Regions from separate parts of the Mus musculus genome. Here region 1 is linked to region 2. The links are chromatin loops, found by intact Hi-C in ENCODE. Cell type or tissue: left cerebral cortex. All regions are shown on one strand. Each heading gives the region's core, and the rest is flanking DNA. Links, peaks and the distances in the headings are about the cores only. Region 1 has its middle 43 kb from the start of Gm34507. Region 2 has its middle 47 kb from the start of Gm23186.

The links. Peaks named below come from ENCODE experiments on the same cell type or tissue, not always from the same donor. Only the 100,000 strongest peaks of a DNase experiment are listed, where the experiment ranks them.
Region 1: it touches region 2 in a loop (2.3-fold over the local background); 1 of 42 quality-filtered maps calls a loop at or near these places.

What each region holds. Positions count from the first base shown.
Region 1 is chr17:4,860,271-4,871,234 of GRCm38, forward strand. No RefSeq gene overlaps it. Among named protein-coding and RNA genes, the nearest start is that of Gm34507, 43 kb to the right of the region's middle. In left cerebral cortex, for the core only: no CTCF peak of the experiment used is centred there; DNase peaks (open chromatin) are centred at 958, 5,556, 6,113 and 7,976; H3K4me3 peaks cover 706 bases; H3K27ac peaks cover 956 bases.
Region 2 is chr17:4,719,969-4,730,932 of GRCm38, forward strand. No RefSeq gene overlaps it. Among named protein-coding and RNA genes, the nearest start is that of Gm23186, 47 kb to the left of the region's middle. In left cerebral cortex, for the core only: no CTCF peak of the experiment used is centred there; DNase peaks (open chromatin) are centred at 5,333, 6,567, 7,143 and 8,545; H3K27ac peaks cover 1,023 bases.

The sequences.
Region 1 (10,964 bases), core at 902-8,901, 140 kb after region 2:
ACACTGGAAAAGTGCTTGCCTAGCAAACATGCCCTTGCTGGTTCCTAAGCATTAACCTAAGAAACACTGGCTATCCCCACCTATCCCCACATCCAGGAGGTAGAAGTGAGAGGTTCAGAGTGTCAAGGTCATCCTGGGATACTTACCCAGCCTGGGCTACATGAGACTCTGAAAAAAAATAGAAAAGACAAAATACTCTAGATATATGGAGAAGTGCTTAAACTTGGTGAATTTAAATTTAATCATTTTAATTTTGTCCTTTCATGCCTTTTTCGTAGACATCTGGTGGAGCTTCCAGTTAATTGCTCTTGAAGGAAAGTTGATGACTAAGAAAATAAAAACACACTAAGCCATTATTGAATGAAACAGAACCTATGGGTCACATTTGACACCAGAGAGGTTTTAAGGTCCCTTTTGCTTTGTGGTTTTTGCACATCACAAATGTGGCAGAATAGTACATTCTGTTGATGAAATTGTCCCCAGCTGACATGGAATGACAGAATGTTTCTTTCTTCTGTGTTTGCATTAAAAAGAACATCAAGACTTCAGGTGCACTGCCATCTGAACAAGAACATGAACAGCTGGACTGGCTCCCTTCAAATGTGATTTTATTTATACCACTTCAATGATACGCTTTTCAGGAACACATTTATTATGTACGCTCTCATGTGCCCTTTTATTGTTAAGCTGAAATCTTTGTTCTTATAGTTATTTGCCTACTACAAAGCAATAGTGACACAGCTCAGGAATGCCACATCCCTGAGAGACATGGGCCAGGAGTGATCCAGGAGAAGTCATGCCCTTGGCTCCTGTATGTCATCACCTCTGCCCTGTAGAGGGCCAAGGGACATCTCTCAGCAAAGAGAGAGGAAATTAGTAAGAGGACCCAGGGGGGCATGCTGGAAACACAAAGCTGGGTGTGAGCTGTTGGCAGAGAGAATGGAATGTAAAGAGGCTCCAGGGATGACTAAATCTCCCTCCCCGCTAGTTGCTAAGACAGAACTTCGCTTCTGGAAATAGTCAGTTCATGTACCAATTATGTATCAAGCTAAAGAGGCCATTCAAGGGAATGGCTAAGGAATGCGAAATGGACCTTGAGTGAAAGACATCCAAGAATACAGGGATAGGGCAAGATAAACAGTATTCTATGGAGCCCAGAGATCAGCCAAGTTCTCCACTAGAGGAAGTGCCTCTTCCTCCAAAGCCCTTACACCAGCTCATCCTAAAGACCACCCACATTCATCCATTGGACCACCAACCTCTTCACCCTCAGGACCATCAACCTTCACCCTCAGGACCACCAACCTTCACCCTCAGGACCACCAACCTCTTCACCCTCAGGACCACCAACCTTCACCCTCAGGACCACCAACCTCTTCACCCTCAGGACCACCAACCTTCACCCTCAGGACTAACAACCTTCACCCTCAGGACCACCAGCCTTCACCCTCAGGACCACCAACCTTCATCCTCAGGACCACCAACCTTCACCCTCAGGACCACCAACCTTCACCCTCAGGACTAACAACCTTCACCCTCAGGACCACCAGCCTTCACCCTCAGGACCACCAACCTTCATCCTCAGGACCACCAACCTTCATCCTCAGGACCATCAGCCTTCACCCTCAGGACCATCAGCCTTCACCCTCAGGACCAACAACCTTCACCCTCAGGACCATCAGCCTTCATTCATCCTCAGGACAACTTACACACATGGACAGAGGTCATTTGTCCCCTGGAACCCCAGTCCTCAGCCCATCACTCTGTCTCCTCCCTCATTGGACCATCTGTGCAGTTCAGACTTTGTTCTCCCTTTCAGGTATGTTAATTGTAAATCTGTGGCCTTTTTCTTCCAGTGTCAATATGCCCAAAAGGATGCTGAGAAGTCTAGGTGGGCTTTTAGATGGCTTGACAGCTCCACAGTTGTAGTGGTGCCTAATTAATCCTACTCAAATCGATCCCAGTGGCATTGTCCGCTCCTTGCTACCTACCCCTGTGTTCTGGGTTCCTGAATGAAATACACACACACACACACACACACACACACACACAGCCCTTATATTTTTATATGCCTTAAACAGCTCAATGGCTGGGCCTCTTCTTAACCTCCACCTGACTGATCCAACCCCACCCCAATGTTCCTGAGTTATTACTTACTAATCCTATATTCCATCTTTGCTGTCCTAGACCCCGTCAAAGGGTCTGCTTGGGGGCTCCTTCCCCCACTCCCACATTGTGGCTATGCTCTCTGCAGTGTACCTCTCAGACATGGTGTCTCTCCTCTTCCAAAATAACAGCTCTCCCCTCCTTTCTCTTTCCTCCTTCCTTGGTCTCTTACCTGGGAATCCTAAAGTCCCACCCTTGTCTCCCTGCCCAGCCATTAGCCACTGACAACTTTATTTTCCAATCAAAACAACTGGAGGCCGAGTTCCCTCAGGGACGTGTGGATTCTCAGGCAATTTGGGGGGCCCAAATTAACATAATACAAACAACATGAGACCAAACCCACACCACACAGTCCCTAAGCATACCTAAGAGAATTCTGCCTGTCAACAGAAACTGCACGCTGAGCATGTGGGCGCAAGGGAATATGTAACTATATAAGTGGTCGAGTACATTTTGTGTAAAGAGAGGAAGGACGTCTTCATAAGGAGCACCAGTTCAAACTGCCAGAACCCAGTGGATATGCATTTACCAGAAGGTTCCAGACGGAAGAAGTCAAGAGGAGATGCCTATTCCCGTGCTTCTACAGACTGTCATTAGTGCCTGGTCATCCAGGAACAAGTAAATGATATCGAACTGTTACAGAAAACATTTGCAGAGTTCTATCCACACATGTCCATGTAGTTATTACACTGTCGTCAAGGTGATTATGACTAACAGCCCCCCTCACTTAACAGGTACAGCCGTGGACAGGGGCAGTGCCAGCAACTCAGAAGTCTGAGGCAAGAGGGTTGAACAAGTCCAGCAGTGGATTGCCAGCCTGGGTGGCACAGTGAAGACAGGATCACCATAGCTAATGAGCACAGACCAGGGTGCACTGAGCTAAGCACTTCATGCCTTGTACCTTGCTATTCAGTTCAGCAAAGTAGATGCTGCTGTTTCTCATTCATGGACACAAGAATTTAGGCTGGGAAAAGCGCACTAGCTCACACTGACTCAAGATACCAGTGCCTTAGAGCTATTTGGCATTGATAAAAAAAAAAAAGTCATAGAAGGTCCCCAGCTTTACAACATGGTATAACTGATAAATCTAGAAATTCTGGGAGGGAGGTAGTCCAGCAATAAAGTGCTTTCTAGCAAGCACAGGGTCCTTGATTCAACCCTTCCCTGCCCCCATCTTTTAACCAGACTAGCAAGATGGCTCTGTGGGTAAAAAGCACTTTCCAGGAAGGCCTGAAGAACTGAATTCAATCCCCAGAACCCATGTAAAGGTTCAAGAAAAGAGTCACTCCACAAAGTGGGCCTCTTGCTTGTGCATATGCGCACACGTGCACACACACACACACACACACACACACATACACACACAGACACACACAGACAAACACACATACACACACACAAACACACACACATAGACAAACACACACACACACATACACACACACACACACAGACAAACACACATACACACACACAGACTCACACAGAGACAAACACACACACACACACACACACATACACAATAAGTCACTGAGGTAAAGTTGCATCATGTTTGGGGAAGACCTTCAGGCATTAAAAACTACTTTAAGAAGATTATTATCAGAGACGGAGATGTGGCTCAGCAGTTAAAAATCAGCTGCTCTTCTAGAGAAACCAATTACTAGTACCTGCATAACAGCTCACAACCATCTGCAACTCCACTTTCAGGAATCCAGACCTTCTTCTGGCCTCTGTGGGTACTGTACGCACACAGTGCACAGACATACAATCAGGCAAAACACCCATATATGTAGGATAATAATTTTTTAAGAAGATTGCTATTTAATCAATGGTAAAACAAAAACTTAAAACTAAACTTTAATCCTTAGCAAATTAGTGTTCGGCTGGCCAAAAGTGCATCTTTGGGGACTGATGATCCTGGGTAGATAAAGTCACCATGCAAGTAACCAAGAGACAGATGGAGGATCGAGGTATCAGTCAGGCTACAGTGGCTGGCCAGATGAATGCAAAGGAGGAGAACTGGGGAGCCGTGTGAGACCCCATCTGCCCAGGAAAGAGCTTCGGAGAGAACTGAGCCGCAGGAACAGGGCTCCACTCCCATCTGAGCAACCTCACCAATTGTTCAAGAGTGTAGTCATGGACACAATGAATGAAGTGTGTGTCTAGGTGATAGATCTATCTGCTGCAGCAACATTTGACTCTTCCCTAATTTTGAAACTTCTGACTCTGGGCCCCACTGTGCACAGATACAGCCAGCATCAGAAATCTGCCCACACTTCAGCCTCGAGGATGGAACAAGGCATCAGGAAAGGCAAACCAATTCTCTTTGTCTGCTGTATTTATGCTGTGCCTCAGAAAACCAATAAGTCTGTGACCTTGTCCTAGACACACATACGTTCTTTTAATGGGCTTCCTCCTCTCAGGCAGGAGCTCAGCATTGGAAGGGAGGCCAGAGTGAATTTTCCTTTTTGGAAACACGTAAGAGTCTCCTTTCCCAGCTTTGTTTGGTTGGTTGGCTAATTTGGTTTGGTTTCTCCGTTTTTCAAAGCACACATGTGACAACAAACCTCTTTCTTCACACGGTGATATTAGCAAACCCGTACACACAGTTCTTCCTCCCAGCACCGCTGGCTTGGTTTCATCTAGCCATAGACAACCTGCCGCTGAGCTTCAGGCCAATTCCGATTCTTATCAGCGCCATTAGAGGTACCATATTTCTAGCCGTGTTCCTTTCTGACCCCTTGACTACCCTAGTCACATGGATATATGGATAGACAGAAAGACAAATAATGAGATCCCGCAAGTCAATAGCTTCTCTCAATCTAGTGCTATAATTAAGAAAACCCTGCTTTGATTTCCCTGCCCCTACATAACTCTTGTTTGGGGCTGAACACTATTGAAACTGATTTATATCACAGCACGCTATGAAAAAGGCTTTAGACACACAGGAGCTTAGCCACAAACGTGTTTAATTTATATGTGTGTGAATACGCTCCAAGATTTCGCTCGAAGGCACCTACACGCAGACAGGACAGAGCCCATACATGCTTTGTGCCGGACTCTGCTCTCACCAGACACCTGCTGTGTACCTGGCGCTGTTCTGGGGCCACACTTTCAGGGCAGAGAAAAATGGTAAACCTGCTGGAACTCCGTGCTGTGTTTTCAGACGGAAAACCCATCCTTTCCTCCCTCCACCCATGAATCAGTCAAGAACAAAAAGAAACTAGTCTGAATTTTTTTTTCCCCCTTTATTTCCAAGTAGCTTGGGAAGAACCAGGCAGAGAGCCAAAAAGAGGAGAGGTTTTACCGAGGCAAACCACCGCTCTGCTTGGCTTTGATGAGAAAAATAAAGAGCAAAGCGCACGGCGTACAGAGGCTTGAAGGCTGTGCGTAGGAAAGGGGTGTTTTTACGGATGACTGCCGTGGGCAAAACAGCAGATCTCATCAAAAGCAGTACACACATGGACGTGCCCAGCCTCTGGGAGAAGGAAACTCTCACAGACTGCTTTTTCTTCTACAGTTCGGCAGAGAATGTAGACAGCCTTACTTTGCATAAAATAGTTTTCACAGCCTCCCATCCTTCACAAGGAGAAAAAAAGGACGAAAGGCCTGATCCCTAAGACAAACCATTCAACCCAAACTACGCTCAGACTTAACATTTGTTCCTCGTGTGCCACCACACTGGGGTGGGGGGTAGGGATTCCCGTGTGCATCCACGATTACATGCAACCAGAAATCAACCCTGACTTGGCAACCAGTGATCCTCTAGCCCCTTTCCCCGCCAGTTTCACCGCCTGTGAGAGTCGGATTCTGCAGCAAGCAGCCTGCTATCTATGCAAGAGGGCAGGGGATGTGGCCTCTGTGCCCTCCAGGCTCACTGGTCCCACAGGAGTTCCTACCCAAGTTCCTCCTCTCATTCCTCCACCACCATCGGCACCCACCTCCCATGGGCTCCAGATGTCATATTTTTGGAAGTCTGAACGCAGACACATGTCTGAGCAAGCAGGAGTGGGTAAGGAATCTGGGAGAGGAAGCAGGGTCGGGCTTCCAAAAGCCTGGGAGGAGGGGAGGGCTCTCCTAGGGAGCGCTTCTACACCAAACACTTAGTAACAAAAGAACAGAGTTAACTAAGGAAGAGCTGAGAGGTACAAATCATATCACAACACCCACGCAGAAAACTCTGGGTGTTAGCATTGTGTCTAAGCTCCACCCCTCAGTTACCTGGCAACAGCCAGGTTGGCCTGACCCACTATAAAAAGGGCTGCTTGCCCCCTCCTCGCTCTCTTGCCGGCTTTTCTTTTTGCTCCAGCTCTGTCCCTTCGCCCCTTCACCCCCTCTCTCCACGTGCTCATGGCTGGCCTCTGCTCTTCTACTTTCTACTTCTCTCCTCCTCCTCCTCCTCCTCCTCCTCCTCCTCCTCCTCCTCCTCTTTCTCTCTCTCTCTCTCTCTCTCTCTCTCTCTCTCTCTCTCTCTCTCTCTCTCTCTCTCTCTCTCTCTCTCTCTCTCCCCCTCTTAACTCACCTCTCCATGCCCTGAATAAACTCTATTCTATACGATACCATCATGTAGGGGAAGGGATGCCTTGGCATGGGCCCGCTGAGGCACCCCCTTCCCCCACACCTCACCACACCTCCATAGAACATATCCCCTCCTCTCTTTATCTTTTTATAAACACATCACTGGGTATTAGGGGAAAGATACCAGCTCTGTCGGGAACCTTTCAAAGATCCCAGAAGATAGTATCTTAAACCTACTCCAGGCACAGCTGTTGTCCAAGTCTCTGTCTACCTCTCCACCTGCAGGTAATCTCCAAGTCTTGGCACATGCCCGCACCATGCTGGGCTTTGTGGGTTATTCCGCTCACTTCTCATGGCACCTCCTTTGGCATCTGTACCATTACTACACCACTGCTGCAGACCAGGGAAAGAGCTTGCCCAACTTAGCCCAGCCAACACAGATCAGAGCTTTAGTGGGCAGCCATGTGATCCAACTCAGGCCTATTCACCTTAGACCGTGAGGCTCCTACCGGGTTTTAAGGAGCAACCAGGAAAACTGAATACATTTCTACCCTCAAATATGAAAGCCAACTAGTTTAAACTCTTATCAACCCTGTAGAGTGAAGGTATACCCAATTGTCTAGTCAGCCTTATTTAGCAGATGTCAAAGCAAAAGGAATACAGAAATAAGGTTCATAAGTGAGCAAAATCCCTATTAGAAAATTAAACTTATGAGGTAAGGCTATGAACTCAATGTCTTTTAATTGCACTAAGATTGAACATCTAGGATGAGCCAATTCAGCCAATGACAAGGGAGGAGAGCTCACAGGGGTAGAGCCTCCTGCTCACAGGAGGGTATTCTCAAGTTTCTCTGTGAAGCTTGTCGGTTCTCTCCTTGTGGACGCCAACTTATCCCTCTGGTCTGAATCCAGATTCCCCACCCTGCCTTGGACTCGTTTCCTTTCTGTTTAGCAGAGATAGACGTGGTTTGTGAGGGTTTTTTTTTTCTTTCCTGCTTCTTTCCTGTTCACATTCACCCCACTTCTTTCCTCTCCCCTCTTCCCCTCATGTATGATAAAGAGCTGTCGCTCTACTTTTTCTAAAACCAGCCCCTTCTATCCAGCTTCTCTGCAGGCTGGCCTCTGCTTGGAAACCTGCACTACCCTCTCCTCTTAATGAACACAATAAATAAATAAATCTAAAACTGTGGCAGGAGAGTAAAGTGGAGAGAGAAGAATTAATATTGGCATAGGAAACAAGCCAGTTGGCAGAAACACTGGAAACCGCAGCCGCCAAGGCCAACCTGGAACAGAGCATGCGCCAAGGCCAACCTATAACAGAGCATGCGCCAAGGCCAACCTGGAACAGAGTATGCACAGGAATGCACACACTTGGAAATGACCCAAAAACCTGTGGTACTGCAATAGAAAAACCCCAATCATTTATATAGTCTTTGCTATTGAAAGTCTAACCTTTCCTGACTGGGTAGCCCTTCTCCTTGCCTCCAAAGGCTTTATTAACTAATTCTCTCTGTGTCTACCACTATCCACATGCGGCAGCTCCGAGTCCTTATTGAAGGGCATAGAACCTGGAAGTGCCAACAAGAGCCTTCCAGTTCCCGATATCTTCCTAGCATACAGCCTTCCTTCTGCCCATGCCACTCCCTGTTGCAAAGTTTACAAAACTCCCTGACTCACAGGAGTTGCCCCGGGTGTCACTCGCCTAGATTCCCCGGCGCTTTCCCCTGGATGTTAACTGCGGGTGTATAAGGTACTGAAATTGTTCCCACCCAGTTTGTTTGAAGGATACCACCCTAGTACCTCCTAATCTGTACCCTGACGACCCAAGCCGTCAGCTACCAGCTCAGCCTGTGCCCACCACCCACACTTTTGAACATTGTACGCATCTGCCCCAGAAACTTCTTTCTGGCAGGGATCCTGGATAACACCAGAGCTAAGGCAAACTTAATGTCTGAAGATTTCTTAACCTAACTGGTTCTGGCTTTAGGGCTGGCCATGAAAAATCTGGCAGGCCACTTCTAAGGCAGGAATGAAGACTCGGGATAACCCGCTAAGGGACAGTCCCAGCTCGTACTTTCTGTTGCTGACCTGACTCATACACCTGCCAACTTCCTGCTGCTCTGGTCCCTGTGCCCAGTATGTGAAGCGTTACTGCAAAGGCCACCAGCCACTTCTGCGGTTGTTCATGTCACCAAGGCTAAAGTCAATGAGAGACAAGATTGATGGCTTGTCCTTGAAAGTGTAACTCATCACCACAGTTTCTGGTGTGCCCCAAATTTTCTGTGTCTAGCTTTCTCCCCAACTCCTAGCGCTTCTAACTTAAAACCAGTACAAAGGAACTAGACTTCCACAGACTTTATGCCAGCTTTCACACTACCCTCTGGTCTAGTTGCTGCCTGAAATCCTATTTGCATGCCCCAGCCAGTGGCCTGGCTTCTCTGATCCAACCTGCCTGGATCCATACTGGTAAGGGCAGGAGACTCTAGGGGACATTAAAACTGGCACTAGCTTATGTAGAATTAGATATGGTTAGGTTTCCAGGCATCAATGTCCTGTCACTGACAGTAAAGAGAGGCCATTAGTAACCTGTGGTACACAATAGCAAACATATTCACTAAACTATCACTTACAAGACAAGGCTTTGGGTGTCCACATGGTGGTTGCTACAATACATGCGGTCAAAATAAGAAGTGTGTGATGCAGTTGCTTGCCTTAAAGAATTTAGCAAAAGAAAAAGATTCATTGAGGGCTTTTAGTTCACAGCTTTACTAGCTAAGAGACCAGAAAGCTCCTCAGACCATCCCAGAGGAAGACTTATCTCCTAGAATCAAAGCTTCTAAGATCCAACCCTAAGTCCAACCCAAAAATGCAATGCATGCAAGAGCCCTGAGTAGCACCCAGGTCAGAGCTTCCGGCCCATGGATGTAGCCCTTTCTTCCTGTCTGTTTCTCTCTGAGCTCTTCCCACAGAAAAGCCACCTGAAGGGTCACTGCTAGAGAGTCGCCTTGTGGAGACTGCCGTTTCTCCCCCAACCCCATTCACCAGTCACCATCGTCCAGTCACTGGCAAGTGTCAGGCGCTACAGTGTAGAGGACGGCCTTGAGGGCATTACATGCATACCAAAGAACCCAGAAGATGCTGTGAATGTCTGTCAAAAGTTTCCTAGGAAAGATGAATGGGAATTGGATCAGGTTAGAGAGTCGGGCTCATCTGTTAGTGTGGGTGCACAGTAAATTATGTATAGGTATGATGAGCAGACCCTAGATGCCATGTTAACCTGAATGGTTGGAGGGTCTCTTGAAGTTTATACAGTTGAGTTTCGACATTACTTTACTCATTGCTACACCTGACCCTGTTGGAGGGTACAATCATGGTGGAGAAGCATGGTGGCTGGATTGAAAGGTGGCTGGTCACACTGAGCATCCACAGTGAGGAATTCACAGAGAGGTCACCATCTCGCTCAGCGCTCAGCTAACTCTCATCGTTACCGGGTCTGTGACCCCAGCCCACATAGCGGAGGCACCCACATTTAGGATGGCTTTTTTTTTCTCCATCTCAATTGACTCAATCTAGAATCTCTCTCAAGAAGTGTCCAGAGGCTTAACTACTAAGTGATTCTAGATTTTGCCAAGCTGACAATCAGTATACAACACCTCAGTTTCCTGAATCAGGATCAGGATGGCTTCTATTGACTGATGTTGGGTGTCAGAACTTCCTTGAAGAAAGTCTAAAGGGTAAGCAGAGATTTGGGAAGGATGACCATGCAGTGGCCTCAAGATGTAAACCTTCCCTGCCTCGTTCTTAGTATGCCTGGTAGGAGGCCACAGACAACTCTTCTAGCAGGAGATGAGCAATGGACAATGGAAGGAACCCAGGACATCATATACCATGGCTCTTCTCTGTGGGCCATGGAAGCAGATGACCTCTGTCAGCACACTGGACCACCAAGTTCATTAGGGTGGGAATGTACGGAGAAGGGTCACAGTCACAGAAACTAGGTTGGCATCTTGACTGACATGGGTGGCACTGGAAAGCAGAAGTCTGGATCATTTGAACCACAGAAGTCTTTGGTATTGTTGGAACTGGAATGGGCACACAATTGACTCAGTCTTCCAGAGAGCCTAACCTGGTCTCTCAGCCAAGTCCTAGATGAGATTGGTTCACAGACCCAAAGCTTCTTGTATTAGGGCATCTGGCTCCTCTGGAAGATCCCAGCTATAGACTAGTAGATAGTTAACCAACACATCTCCCAGACATCCATAAAAGCCCCTGCTCAGCACG
Region 2 (10,964 bases), core at 1,175-9,174:
TAAGGACTTCTACCTGTTTAGCAGTGTTCTCCTGTAATTCTTTAAGGCTTTCTACCTGTTTAGCAGTGTTCTCCTGTATTTCTTTAAGTGAGTTATTAATGCCCTTCTTAAAACCTTCTACCACCATCATGAGATATGATTTTAAATCTGAATCTTGCTTTTCTGGTGTGTTGGGGTATCCAGGACTCACTGCGGTGGGCGTACTATGCTCTGATGATGCCCAGTGTTCTTGGTTTCTCTTAGTAAGATTCTTACATTTCCCTTTCGCCATCTGGTAATCTCTGGTGTCAATATTCTAGCTGTCTCTGGCTGGAGCTTGTTCCTCCTGTGATTCTGTTCGCCTCTGTCAGCACTCCTGGGAATCCAACTCTCACCTGAGTCCAGTGGTCAGAGCACTCTCTGCAGGCAAGCTCTCCTCTTGTAGGGCAGTTGTCCAGAAGTCTGGAACTCTAATCCACCTCCTGAGTCCTGGGGTCAGAGCCCTCCCTTTAGGTGACTCTCCTCTGGTAAGGAAGGTGCCCAGGGGTCTGGGTCTCAGCTCTGCCTCCTGGCTGAGGATGAAGGTCCTATGGGACCCTGTCCAAGAAGCTCTGTTGCTTCTGTCACCCACATGCTCTCCAGTGATCACAAGGTCCTGTGTATGCTAGGGGTCCTGCGGAGTGGATAGTCCTTTGGGGCCCTTGGTGGCCTCTGCCGGGTTCAGGCAGAAGATGGTGGAGCTGGCCTTGAGACAGATTCTTTCCCAGAACCCAAAGCTTACCAATTCTGCGAGATAAATGGCCAGAAAGCCCTAGGGACCTTCTACCCTCACTGCCTGCATCAAGGCCTTCCTCATTACCACCAGCTTTTTATGTGAGTGTTAGAGATAAGGAACTCCAGTTTTATCTTCACATGGTAGGCATTATCCTGACCAAGCCATCTCTCCAGACCCTCCAGTGAAGGTCTCAATGATGAACACAACCACAATCATTGGCTCTATTGAGCAGTGGTCCTACACTAGGCACAGTGATGTAGCATCTGGGAAGCCTTGTGGCTTTCATTTCTATATCCCAGGGGATATCCCAACTCCTGGGCAGTTTCCTCTACTTGTTTAAGACATTTAGAAACTAGATTTGAGATGCAATGAAGAAGAAACTAGCAGGCTTTACCAGCAGAAATATCACTCACATTAGGAATACCAGGGAAGACATCCAAAGTCTCTGGGCCTGCAGAGCATAGAGAACATGCAGATAATGAGTGCACAGCCAGGCAATGCTACTAGCCTGAGCTTCCCTATCGCAATACCCAAATTTTGATTTATGGGTCCCGACATTGAACCCCAAGGACGCATCAGGACACAGGATGCAGACTCTGGCGACAGGCTAATGCAGACATTTTCAACATCACTACAAAGCCAAATATCTTTGAAAGTTTAACCTCTGATCTACTATGGCCTGGTGTAAATGGATAATCAGACCTGCAGGTATTAATTAAACTCATGGTTCTATTTATTTAGGACTCTGGGGATTGAGCAGACAGCAAGTAGCAATAAGTACTTCTGAATGTTCTCTTTGGCTTAATTACTGTTCCATAGTTAGTCCATCAAATTGATATACAATCAACAAGGCTGTACTTACTCCATGGCACTGGTTTAGAGGGAGAATGCTTCAGGTCTGCCAACAGCTCTCTCTTATATTAGCAGAGCCTACTGGAGATGCAGGACAGGATAGACCTGTGGAGGTCTTTCATCCAGCCTACACATAGCCATTTGTCAGAAGTGCCTCTCCCCACAGATCTATTTAGACACAACCTTGATTGGCAGTAGATGGTTCTTCTCACTAACCATGCCATCAGACTCGGCCTCTGTAGACAGGACCAAAAGAAGAGCAGAATTGTCAAGTGTGTCTGGCTTATAGGGCTTCATAGATGACCACCACTGATAATTAAAAGTGCAGATTCCTGAAATCTAAAGGGACTCAGGAGGTTAATGGACTCATTTTACACAAGATGAAACTGAGTCCAGAGAAGCATGGTGGTTGGACTAGGGTCACACAATGTCTGAGTAAGACTGTTTGGTAGACTCAAGAGCTTTTCAAGTGAGCTTAATTAAAGTGTGATTTATTAGGAGAGAGGACTCTCTAGGGATCTAGCCAGAGTATTTCATGAAGTTGAAAGTTATGAGGATTCCCATCTCTGCTGATCCTCCTATGGATCTGTTTCCTCCTTATATCTGGAAATGACTTAAATGTTGTGCCTTGTGGCTGCAGCTGTCATGTGGCTCTCTAGTTACCATTGTACCAAAAGCTGGTCACAGCTTCAATGCCCAACAGCTTCCATGTGTCTTCCAATTCTATAAATTATGGGCTTCAATGGCTCATCTCAAAACCAGAGTTCAGACAGGAGAATATAAACAGCTAGGAGCATGGGCTACCTATTCCCACCTTCTGCATGCCCTGGGGTGGGAGAGGCCCAGCAAAGCTTTGTGAAAGAGAGACACCTAGTATGGTGGGATTACAACAATGATGTCGAGATTTCCCCTTCCCACCTGCTATCTTCTACCATCTTTCAGTGTTAGTTCAAGGCTCACTATTCAGTTGACAGGGACCAGAATTCAGAGCTGGAATTACTTAAGTGGTGGAATATATAATGTGGCCTTAGGACAAGCACAAAAAAAAAAAATTTAAAAAAACATAGTAATAAGCTCCTTGATGTTTTGTCCACATTCATAAATATTAAGAGGAAAGGAGGGAGAGAGAAAAGAGGGGAAAAAGAGAGGGGGGCGGGAGGAAGAGGGAGAGAGGGAAGAAAGGAGGGAGAGAAGAAGGGAGGAAAACAGGGAGGGAGAAGGGAGGGCATGGGTCAAAGGGGGTAGGGAAGGAGGGAGGGAAGGAGGAACCGAGGAAGGGGAGAGAAAGAGGGAGGAAAGGAAGGAGGGGGAAGGGACAAAGGGAGGGATGAAAACGAGGGGAGAAGGGAGAAAGGGGGAAGGGAGGAGGAAAGGAAGGAGGGAGGAAAAGAGAGAAAATCAAAGATAAACAAAAGTAAGTGGCGCTCAGACAGCACACTTCCTTCTGCGCATGTTCATGGAAGCTTCTGCTGAATAGAGGTCCCTCCGAGGGGGGCCATCCAAGTCATGAGCAGAATGTCACAAAATCGCCTGCTACCACATGATCCAGTAATGATATGCACACTTCACCCCTAGTAACTGAATTGCATCGGCCAGAGATGAATGCTGAGGAAAGAACTGACCACACCCACCCTCTGAAAGACAGAGGGCAGGCATCCCCCTGCCTCATCTCCCATGCCCTTATACTTAGTGACTGAGGCACAAGTTTATTCACATTGCTCTCTCCTCGCTCCCTCTTTTCATTCTCCCTACCTGAGCTTAAACAAACCCAAGCAGATAGTAATGAGAAAATACATATCATAAATATCAAAATTCAAAATCTTAAATTTGCACTCATTACATCTGTGGGAAATGTGCTCAGCTGGTGGTTAGGGGAAGCAATCTCTAGTCCTCTGCAGGGGACAACAACCCACCTGTGGGACAAAATGAAGTGTCATTTTGGTCCCAAGTGTATAGGTTCCAATAGGTGCTGTCTTGATCTCTTTTCATGGATACCCAGTCATGCTTTCAGGAAACTAAGTCATTCTAGAAGTTTCCATTTATCTCCAGAGCCAGGCCACAGGGGATAACTGCTGGGTGAGTAAATGGGCCTGTGCCAGCAAGCTTATTCTGGGCTCTTCCCTCTGGGATCAGTTGGCTTGTGTGGGCCATTCATTTTCTACCACTGGATTCTCAGTAGAATACAGGAAATTGAGACCAGAGAGGTGGACCTTGACTTTCTCCAGCATTAGCATTCCTTTGAAGAGGCCATTGTACTCTAGGGGGACTTTCCCAAGAGAAGTCACTATCAAGTTAACTTTTTGTGAGAGGACATGAGAGTCAATGTTGACTATGTCTATTCACCCCAGACAAGGTGCCGAGGACACACCAAAGTCCAACGAAGTCCAATCAGTCGGTTTGCATGGCTTCATCACAGAAGCAAGATGGGAGGTCACGTACCTGAATACAGATGACATCACAGGCAGCAGAATTTCGTAAAAGTCTCAGGCTAGTATGGGTGACCATGTCCCAAAGCTTCATAAACGCCTCTGCCTGTCAGTTAATCTCCTATCCTCTCTACACTCTAGTCATCACAGCCACCACCACCCAGGACTAGGGCAGAAGCAAGGCAGCAGGGGGCCTAACAGAGAGAAGACATGTAACCCCAGGTCAGGGTGTAACGGCTTCCTCCACCCTTTTTTCTATGACAGAGTGCAGATAGGCCTGATCAGATGAGCCAAGTCATGTGTGGGTCAAGCCAAGTCACTGCTGCCCTTGTAAAGATAACAGTGGCCATGCTATGCTCAGAAGACAGCAGTCCACAAGTACAAAAGTTAGGTACATAGTTAAGAGTCTTAGTTTATCACTTAAAGCCTACCCTTGAACCTGGTCCTGGTTTGTAAGCCTCAAATGATTCTGGAACTAAAATAACTAAGGCATTTCAAGTGTGGGATATAAGGCAGGGGGGATAGAAGTACCAATTATCTCCAAATCCACCTACCAACTCCATCTTTATAAAATATAGGTAAAGAAATGGATGGACCAAAGAGATTGAAGCCGCTGTCCATGGCCAGAGAGGCTATGGCTGGGATTATAGCCTATGTCCTCTGGCTCTAAGCAGGAGTCAGTTGTGCCTGAACTGAGCCTCACACAATCGTGCTAACTCCTTCTTCAGGAGCCTTCTCCTCCCCAGGATCTCACAACTGAGATCCCTGGACTTAGTGCTGGGGAGCCCTGCAATGCTATAAGAGAGAGTAGATGCCTCGTCGTGATACACTGAATGCTGTACCAGCAAGTACCAGTAGTCAGTAAGCAATGGCTGAAGTTAGCATGCAGTAGAAGAGAAACACACTTCAGGACCGAGCATGGTTTCATCGCAATAGTCACACCGCTCTTTCTTAGGGGTCCTAATGGTACCACCAGAACACCAGCAATGGCAGCCAATGCAAGCACAGGAAAATGCACAGCCTCTCATTCGGGAGCTCTCTAGCGTTCTACAATAACAGCACTCATTGATGACCCGCCTCACCTGAAGCCTGAGGCTTTTTGATGAGAATACTACAGAGTTATGTGACATTCCATAAATCACACCATAGAAAAAAGCTTGGAGCATTTTCTCAAATCTGTATAGAATCCAGATCTTTTTTTTTAATCTCTTTTCACCAGGCTGGTTGAGTGGTGGGTGTCTGGGTGGGTGGGGTGAAGTGAATGACAAGCTGGTGAGAAACTTCCCTCCCTCAAAAAAAAAAAAAAAAAAAAGGAGTCAGAGAGACATCATTTGGGGAAGTAACAGGTAGATCACACATTAGAACTGTTGATGAGAAAGGTTTAAATCTGCCAGAATCCTGAATTCAGAACAGCCCTGGCAAGAGTGGGAGGAAGGAGAACTCAGCTAACCTCTATCTGTGCAGGACTTTCATCCGAGGCAGAGCCCAGAGGGGCTTCTCTGTAGTTCTCCTCTTTTAACTTCCTGTAGCCAAAAGGCAGACCTAGATGGTGCTGTGGGCCTGGGAGCCTCCTGAGCTCCCCATCTGTCCTCTACAATGTCCTTGTCCTTTCTCAGCCTCCCTACACTGTGACTACCTCTCAGTTATCTCTTCTCCCTGCCACATTAGGAGACGGACAGATAGATGGACAGAAATTCAGAGCCTGAAAACATGAAAACACGGGAACCATGAGTGTGATGGAAAACTTCCTAAGAACAAAACACAAGCATACACACACATGGAAACATACATGTACATATATGCACATATGCACATATGGACGAACAGACACAAATACATACAGACACACATGCATTCATTCATACACATGGGTACATAGATACATATATACATATATATATATATATATAGAGAGAGAGAGAGAGAGAGAAACAAATAGACACACACACACATGCACACACAAATGCATACACACAAACACCTAGACAAAAACAAAAAACATACACACAGAGACAGACACATAGACACAACACACATACATACACAAAACACCCATATATACACAGACACACACAGAGACACATACAAACACACAGACATACAGACATTCAAACAGACACACACACAAAAGCACACAGACATACACATACACACACAAACACACACAAAGTCATGCACACAGACATACATACAAACACATACACACATAAACACACAGAGACATGCACATATACACACACAGCCATACAAACACAGACTTATGAACTCATACACACACAAGCATACAGACATAACAAACACACACACTGAATCTGGGCTTTGAAGGAGATATTTCATGATGTAGCTCTCAAGCCATCGGAAAAGTCCAGGCTCAGCCTGACCTACTTAGGCAGCGTTCTTACCCGCGTCTCTGGCAGAGGAGATGTATATTTAGCACAAGGGAATGACGCACCCTCAGACCCACTCTCTGTTTAGAGAGCACAGCAATTTTTGCCTTTTTACATCCACCCTCCCCAACTGTCTCCATGAGCGTGGATATGTAAGTTAAACGCCTCTAAAAACCCGTGAGTTCCAGGAATTCTGCAGAAATGCATCCCCGCACTCACTGAGTGCGTGGGCTAAAATGGCTTAAAAGGAAAAGACCAGACACAGCTGATCCATGTTTGCTCTCTCCTCTCAGTTGGCAAACCAGCTGCCTGGCTCGGCTGTTGTTAATGCACAGCGGAGATTTACTGAGGCTCCAACATGCAAACGACATAAATTTAAGCCAGGGAAGGCTGGGTGTGCAAAGGGAAGGGCAGAGTCGACGCTATTATCTTGCTGACTCAAGCCAAAATAGACATTAGTTACAATTACCTGGGTTTTCAGGAGGAAGCCTTTTTAACCTTCATTATTGGGATAATTACTTCAACTCTCACCTTTTGTCCACGTAGTCAAAACCTGAAAAGTTTTACTCCTTTGTAACAGTCACCTCAAACTTTTTCAGACATGGTGGCCATGGAGATAAGACAGACCACATGCAGGTAAAGAGCATGCTGCACAAACAACATGTGGCTTGCTTCAAAGGCATCCTCGAGAGAAAATTGTGCAAAGTGTCTAAGATTCAAATCCTTGTGCTGAAAACAGGAAAGGCAAAGTTCAGGGCCCCAGGGCCACTGCTTCCATGAGCTGTGCATGCTTTACCCAAGGTGCACTGTGTCTGTCTCCCCAGCAGATGTTTGCTTGGTGAGTTTTCTAACCCTAACTGTGCTGACTAGAGAGAACTGTTAAAGGATGGGATGATATGAAAATGACAACACTAGCTCTGCAGTGTTGGAAATGGATCCTGTGTGTGTCAGACATTGGGTTCGTGTGTGTTAGACGTGGGGTCTGCATGTGTTAGTCATGAGATCTGGGTGTGTTAGGTAATAGTGTCAGACAAGATCTGTATATATTACATGTGGGGTCTGAATGTGTTGGTCGTGTGGTCTGCATATGTTAGATACGGGGTCTGCATGTCTTAAATATGGGGTTTCCATGTATTAGTCATAGGGTCTGTGAGTATTAGATGTGGGTCTGCATGTGGGGTCTGCGTGTGTTGGTCATGTTGTCTGCATGTGTTAGTCATGTAGTCTTCCATGTGTTAGCCATGGGGTCTGCATGTGTTAGTCACAGGGTATGTATGTGTTAGACACACACTAAACCCCATATCTGAGCTAACTTCCTTCCTGAAGTCTTCAGACTGGCAGTGACAAAGCAGGAAGCTAATATGTGCTTGCTGTGTAGAGCCGATTCTTGTTAAGACCCAGCGCCCTACAGTTAAACAACCACTGTGGGCAGCTTTGCAGGTGCCTGGAGTCCTCCTGCTAATGGGATGGCACTGGGGTTGGAGGGCGAAGTAAATGAAATACAACTATGTCAGCTTCTGCTCCATTAAGAAAGGGGAAGAAAAAAATCAATGTTTGTCAAATATAGAAGGATAAAATCAATAATGAAAGAAATTTTATTTTCAACCTTCTGAGGGAGTATTACAAAGAAGAAAGAGTGAAAATTATTATTATTTATTGATGTATATAACACCTTTTGAAAGCCTCAAAGTGTTTTATAGGATTACAAACTGCCTTCATCCTTTCCTGCGTACAGAAGGCGTGGTCCTGCTCTTACAGCCCTTGCTGGAAGTGGCAAATGCACGAACTTCCAGGGCAACATGATGTGGCCTCTGCAGGATGGATATTTAACGCCAGAGTTTGCTTGCTTGTTTGTCTGTTTGTTTGTAACAGAAAGGAGTCCCTGGTGCTGTACAAGGTCAGCCGCCCTCATCTTATGGAAAGTTCCCAGGGAGGGAGCGTCATAACCCACGTTTTGTTGGCTAAATGAGAAGCACAGGCTATCTCTCCACCCCTCCCCAGTGTTCCTGTCGGTTGGAACAGGGGAGTTGGGGAGAAGCAGCCACCTGCTGCCAACATCTTAATGCAGTTCCTGGCAGAGAGTTTTGATAGATGGCTTCAAAGCCAAGGGTATGAGAGGCTGAACAAAACTTTCCAGGGGACGAATCATCAGAGGTGTGAGGCAGGAGCAGGCGGAGCCGCGGAGGGCTGCAGCTGTCTGGGAAATCAACGTTGGAAATTGTCAAAATGAAATCCTGTGAGACAAACCTTTCTGCTTCCACGCATCTGTTTCCTTCTCATTTGAACTTTATAATAATTCTTTAAGAAAAGAGAATGAGAAGTGCTTGCCCAATGTACACAGGTTGGCTACATGCACGTGGGCAGCCCAAAAGCACCTGGCTTTGTTTTTCCAAGAAGGGCTAAGGACGAATCCTAGCCTCTTAGAGTCAGAAAAAAAGAAAAAATAAGTTAGGTAGTTTTTGTCCCAAATTTTAAAAAGAAGCCTTTCCACAGAGGGAGGTGGAGTCATTACTTTAACATTGTGATATTGCTGGAATGAAACTTGACAAACAACACAGCTTTATTTTGGCTCCTGGTTTCAGGGAGTTTCAACTCATCATGGAGGAAAAGGAAAAGGTATGGCGATCCTCTCACCCACGAGGACAGCAGAATGTGGCAGAGGCTGCTCACACCATGGCAGATCAACTAGCAGAGACTACAGCGGGAACCAGAGAGGGGAAAAACCTTTCAAACCTCCCCAAGTGAACTGCCTCCGCCTCCGCCTCCGCCTCCGCCTCCGCCCCCGCCCCCGCCCCCGCCCCCGCCCCCGCCCCCGCCCCCGCCCCCGCCTAATAGGCTCACCCACCTCCCACAGGTTCCACAGCCTCCTAAAACTGCCTCACAAGAGCAGAAGGATTATTCAAACATGAGCCTGTAAGGGACATTTGGGAGTCCAACCATAGCAAAGGATAAATCTAGAGATGAATTTATTGCTTTGTAGAAATTGTATCTACTCATTCAATTACTATTCCATCTCTTAATTGTTAAAATACGAAAATCTACCTCCATATTGACATCGACCACCTTCTCCTTCTTGTCATCAAGAACCTCGATCTGCCTCACCTACATGTGAGAAGGTAGGATGGGAAGTCCACCCTTGTCTGCTCTTCAAACAGCCATCTCCTATTTTCTCAAGAACTGGCTCTTTATCATGGTCTAGTGAGATGCATCAATCGATAAAGTGTTTTCCCTATGTTGCAAAGACACGAGTTCTATCCCATGAACTTATGAATAAAATAAATAAATAAAACCTGATCATAGTAGTACTCACACAAAATGACAGCACTCAGGGGGTGGGGCCACAGTTCACTGGCCATCCAGTCTAGCCTACTTAGCAAACATGAGGTCAATAAGAGACCCTGTCTGATAAACACAAGGTAGATGACGCTTGAAAAACATCAACTTTGTCCCCTGGCTTCTACATGTATACACACACACACACACACACATGCACACAGACACAGGGGGAGAGAGAGACAGAGAGAGAGAGAGAGAGAGAGAGAGAGAGAGAGAGAGAGAGAGAGAGAGAATGAGTCTTGTATTATGGTTTCCAGATATTAAATAGTTCCAATTTGTCTCTATTTCATATTAAAATATCATGCTACTGACTCATTAAATATTTCAAATATCACCTGGCATCATGGTAATAAGACTATTTCTTCCCTCCAGCTTTCCAGACATCTCTAGACTTGCTAGTCACACATGAGGTCTTTTCCCACCACCAATCCCCTCTCTGTACCCTGCTGTCAGCTATAAACACCAGAGCCAAGATTGAAATCCTCTCTTCTTATTCACAACCTACTTTGCTTGAGATTTTGTGAGTCCTGATCCTGTCTCTTGGTGTCATCTACACATCTCTGTTTTAATCCTGCATCAGATTTGTGGGCTACACCTTCTACATCTTTATTTAATCCACAAATGAACCAATTCAGTCAGAGCCTGGAGCAGAGCCCACACCAGGTACCGATGGCTCCCTGGGGCGGCAGGGGGCGGGGGAAGTAGGCGGGGGGGGGGGGGAGCACCTGTGTATGAGTCCATGCTGATTCTGAATTTACCAGCTGGTTTTCTCTTCCCTTCAGCCGGCACAGTTTTAGGGTCAGCTATAGGTAATGGTTACTTTAAAGAACTCAAATAGATGATCCCCAAGCCTAATAGCTTGCTGCCTTTCCTGATTGTTGTACAAGACTCTGAAGACTGGGTCCCACTACGTCTCTGCTACCAACAATATAGGTGTTAAAGGTTTGTACCCCAATGTGTAGCTATGGGCAAGTAGTAGAACCTTAAAGACATTAAAGGCTCGAGTGAGCTCTTTAGGTCACTGGAGGATACCTTCGCCTTCACACTCTCTCATCTCCCAGCCATCAGGTGGTAATCACACTACCATGCTCTCCTGCTTTGTTGAGCGACCCTGTGGCAGGCCCAGATCAACAGGCCACAGTCCAAAGCTTAGAACCTTCCAGGTGACACAGAGGCAATGGCAGCTGAGTGTATTGCTGATGCTCTTTG